Linked DNA regions of Homo sapiens: region 2 is linked to region 1. A link is a loop called in an ENCODE intact Hi-C map of the cell type or tissue named here. Cell type or tissue: endothelial cell of umbilical vein. All regions are shown on one strand. Region 1 overlaps FAT4 (FAT atypical cadherin 4). Region 2 has its middle 240 kb from the start of MIR2054.

The links. Peaks named below come from ENCODE experiments on the same cell type or tissue, not always from the same donor. Only the 100,000 strongest peaks of a DNase experiment are listed, where the experiment ranks them.
Region 2: it touches region 1 in a loop (4-fold over the local background); 6 of 110 quality-filtered maps call a loop at or near these places.

The regions. Positions count from the first base shown.
Region 1 is chr4:125,420,458-125,422,957 of GRCh38, reverse strand. All of the region lies in intron 7 of FAT4 (FAT atypical cadherin 4), which reads right to left. Among named protein-coding and RNA genes, the nearest start is that of MIR2054, 86 kb to the left of the region's middle. In endothelial cell of umbilical vein, no CTCF peak of the experiment used is centred here; a DNase peak (open chromatin) is centred at 1,227.
Region 2 is chr4:125,741,041-125,743,540 of GRCh38, reverse strand. No RefSeq gene overlaps it. Among named protein-coding and RNA genes, the nearest start is that of MIR2054, 240 kb to the right of the region's middle. In endothelial cell of umbilical vein, a CTCF peak has its summit at 1,508 (motif pointing right); a DNase peak (open chromatin) is centred at 1,580; H3K27ac peaks cover 880 bases.

The DNA of each region.
Region 1 (2,500 bases):
GTGACCTTTGCTCCAGTTTCCAAGAAGTTCCTCATCTCCATCTGTGACCACCTCAGCCTGGACTTCATTTTCCATAACACCTCAGCATTTTGGTCAAAGCCATTCAAAAAGTCTGTAGGAAGTTCCAAACTTTCCAACATTTTTCTCTCTTATTCTGAACCCTCCAAACTGTTCCAGTCTCTGCCAGTTACCCAGTTCCAAAGTCACTTTGGTATTTTTACAGCAGTGCCCTACTCTCTCTGATATCAGTAACCTGTATTAGTCTGCTGTCATGCAGCTAATAAAGACATACCCAAGACTGGGTAATTTATAAAGGAAAGAGGTTTAATTGACCCACAGTTTGGCATGGCTGGGAAGGCCTCAAGAAACTTACAATCACAGCGGAGGGGGAAGCAATCACGTCTTTCTTCACATGGTGGCAGGAGAGAGAAGTGCTGAGCAAAGGGGGAAAATCCCCTTATAAAACCATTAGATCTCATAAGAACTCACTCACTATCAGGAGAACAGCATGGAGGTAACTGCCCCCATGATTCAATAACTTTCCACCAGGTCCCTCCCATGACACATGGGGATTATGGGAACCACAATTCAAGATGCGATTTGGTGGACACACAGGCAAACCATATCACTAACTGTAATCAGAACTTATTTATAAAGTGCATTAAATTAGCACCATAGTTTGATTTTAATTAATGCAAAATGATAATTGGCAGTGATAATTACCAATATTATCATCTTCTAGGCATAAAGCCTAACAAATTCTTTATATCTTCTTTATTTAACAATTAAATTTAAACAATGTCTAAATTTAAGCTTATTTTCAAAATACCAATATTGAAATTACTGATTCCACTTAATTTGGCTTCATTTAAAAATGTTTTCAAACATTTATTTATTTGGGGAAAGAAAAATAGCAGTTGAATGTTTCATTTATTAAAGTGAAATGAATAAAGTAAAAAAGAAAATATTTTTTAAATTGCATATTTATAAATTTATTTCATGGAGAGAGTCAGCAATATATTTTAAGGAATATCCTGATTTCCTTAAAAAAATTTAATAAATATGATATGGATGAGCAAGAATTTAGTTGAAAGGCAGAAATTCTAAATATTATACCTGACTTTGCTACTACCTGGGTCTGCAAGTTCTAGCACACTGCTTATCTATCCCAGCCTTCAATTTTCTTATCTGGAAAATAAAGGAAGTGGACTGGCTCATCTCCAAGAAACCTCCTGGCCAAAAAAAAACCATCACTTAATGTCAGATTTCTCTAACTTAGAATTTTTTCATATGTAGCTTTCTTTAAAAACTCCTCTGAGTATAACTGTAGCATCCCCAAAGTGTCATACCAGTTTGTTTTACTGCTTTCTCGCACATTAATTCAGTTCCCTGAAAGAGTAGTGGCAGATATTAATGCCTCACAGCATTTAAATTTATTTTTGAGGGTATAATCTCATCTTGAGTTAAAAAAATTCTAAAAGGTCTGGACAAATTACTTGCGTAAGTATATATCTGTTGGAATAATTTATGTGAACACCAAAATTTCCATAATAAAATTTAAAACAAGCAAATTTTTCATATTAAGTTGGTGTGAAATGATGGGCCCTTATATTTAAGCTATGTGAAACCAATTGCCACGTGTGCTTAGAAAGTGCTTAGATATGTGGGAGATATGGAAGATTCACAATTGTTTGCTTTGGGAAAACCAGGTATAAAAGAATTGTCGAATGGTGAAACTATTCAGGCCAGGCGCAGTGGCTCACGCCTAGCACTTTGGGAGGCCAAGGCAGATGGATTGTCTGTGCTCAGGGGTTCGAGACCAGCCTGGCAACATGGTGAAACCCTGTCTCTACTAAAATAAAAAAAAATTAGCCAGGCATGTGCCTGTAGTCCCAGTTACTTGGGAGGCTGAGGCAGGAGAATTGTTTGAACCCGGGAGGCGAAGGTTGCAGTGAGCCAAGATCATGCCACTACACACCAGCCTGCACAACAGAGTGAGACTCCCTCTCCAAAACAAACAAACAAACAAAAACTATTCAGAAGCATGTAGTTTCTGCTCATGCAGGTTTTGAATTAAATCTTATGAACCAGAGTAAGAAAAGGTGGATAGTAAAGCACAGAGTAGCAATACGACCTGTCTAGAAACGTCTAATAGATAACAGAATTGAATCAGAGCCAGAAGGTTCAGGGGAAAGTCATGAGAATATAGCTCAAGCAGTATTTTAAGCACTTGAAACTGAATTAAAGCCATAAAATGCTTCACTGGGTCCTTACATGTGACTGCAATTTGTCACATCACACTAAACACCACAAAGCTTTAAACACTTGTGCTGCTTTTCAAAAGAGAGGTCACTTTGAATGACCACAGCCAATGTAGCAAAAACTTCTGGAATTTCAGCCATGAATTAAAAATGATTTGCACTTTTTTCTTTTGGAAGTTTCTTTAAAAAAATCTGCAAACAATGAATATATAACAATAAACTAAATATAAGTATGTTAA
Region 2 (2,500 bases), 320 kb before region 1:
TCCAGGCAGTAAGTTGTAGGTATTAAGAACATGAACTCTGTAGTGACACTTCTTTACTTCAAATTCTAGCTTTGTTTATTTATTCACTTTCAGACCTTGAGAAAGTTACTTCATTTTCTGTTTTTATAAAAGAGAAATAAAAAATAATACTTAACTCGGACAAGTTGTTTAGAGAGTTACATAAATTTGCATTTGCTAATAATTTAACAAAGTACCATTTAAGTGCTTATATTAATTTATTAGTGACTATTTTAAGTAATTATTGCTGTTTAAATTAATAATTGAGAGGTAAGCAGATATGCTGGTTTTTATCTACTATACATTTATTTCATATATCACTATTAATCTGTATTGTACATTATTTTACTTTGCATTTGAAAAATCATACTAAAAACTGAAAGAGATTTCTATAATGGAAAAATCACTAAGGAATGGGATTCTAGTCCTATTAAATCATATAGCAATCAAAAGACAATTTGAAGCCCGTCACTGTTTGACAACAAGTTGGGTATTATCCTGTAGAAATTTAAAAACCAGAATTGTATAAATCCAGTACAAGAAGGAACCCTAGGGAGAACTTGGTCTTTCCCGTCACTTTTTGATTGAGGAGACTGACTGAGGTGTTTGGGTAACTATCTGAGATCTCGCAATTGTAGCAAAGTCAGCACTAGAAAGCAGTATTCCCTCTCCCAGTCAAAAAACTAATGTGTTTCCGGTCCAACATTGTGCCTTCCTAGAAGCCTTTCATTGCACCATGCTTTTCACTACATTCAATCACCCCCAAAACACTCTGAATTTAGACTTTGATACCTTAGCACAGTGATTCTATCTGCCAAACATTGGTTTAGTTTCAGCAGTATTGCCATCTTTGCACAGGAGAGTTTCTGTAACTATTAGTATTGAAATGCAGAATTGTATTACTTTTTTTTTTGAGACAAGGTCTGGCTCTACTGCCCACGCAGGAGTGCAGCATGCAGAAACATGATCTCAGCTCACTGCAACCTCTGCCTTCTAGGTTCAAGCCATCCTCCTACCTCAGCCTCCCAAGTAGCTGGGATTACAGGCACATGCCACCATGCCCGGAGAATTGTCGTATTTCTAGTAGAGATGGGGTTTCGCCATGTTGCCCACTCTGGTCTCGAACTCATGAGCTCAAGCGAGCTGCCCACCTCAGCCTCCCAGAGTGGTGAGATTAGAGGCGTGAGCCACTGCTGTATTACTACTTAATTTAAAAGATCAAAAGAACTAAATAAAAGTGCCACAACTGGTTATTAAAATCATTGGCTCATAATATTAATTTATTTGAGGTAATGATAGGAGTTCCTTGTACTTTTCAATCTGCATCTCAAAGAGTGATCATCTGTTCCAAAGTATTCAATGAATACTTGTGAAACTGAATTGAACAAAAGTGAATTGAATTGAATTGAATTGAATCGAATCAAGTGATCCACCCACACTGGAAACTGTATTTACTCTATGAGACCACTAGGAGGAGATGCAATTTAGAATATTAAATTATTGCTGGGAAACCACAGATGACATCTTTTCTCCACCCTGAGTCTTATTTAGGTATTGAAATTTAAACCAATGTTGTAGTTGGCATTCGAGAAGATGAAAACAGGCCATCACTAAAGAAAAAAAGATCTTTTACTAGGTTAGGTAAAACGATAATGTATTCTTTATTTTGAATAAAAATATGTCAGTGCTGAGGCACCAGTGTAGGTTTATTGGGGAAGGGATAGTCTGGGGAAGGCCTTGAGAATGTCCCTGCAGTGCAAGAAAGATAATTGTCCTTTTTTAAACAATGTTCTTCAGAAATGAGAAAACCTATCTTGGTCTGAATTCCCTATAAACAAAGAAACAAACAAAACCCCGCCTGGTTATTAATCTTAAAATGCTATATACAACACAGATGGTGGTAATGAAAGATGCAGTTCAATCCTTCTCTATTAATGAAAAGTTTTAAACTGTGTAATTGCTGTACTATTTCATTTCATCCTTTTCTGTCATTTTAGTAATATATCTAAGCCAAACAAAGAAGTGTCTACAATAAATTACTATAAGAGAATACTGTTTTCTCAAGCATAAATCTGATGAGAATGGAACTTTAATGATTCTGACTGTGCCTATGTAGCCTTACATGGAACCATTAGATCAACAAAGCCAGCTGTTTTTAAGTTCCATCAGGAGTCAGTATTAAAATAAAAGTAAATATTAAGTCTGAATCTAATTCTATTTTATAAATATTGTCAATTTTTTAAATACTTTGCTTGATTCTCTTTTTAATTTTAACTTCTTCGACTTGATTATAAAATATTTTTTCTTCTTTTGTATGTCAGATAGTATGTTTCTCCCTGGAAATAAGGTTCTTTAAACTACCCTCATGATTCTACCTACCACGTTTAACCTCTAAGGGCTCCAGGATATATCAAAGAAGAATTATGGCAGGACTATAGAATGATTTTCTATACATTTACTTAAGCATATTATAAATGTGAAG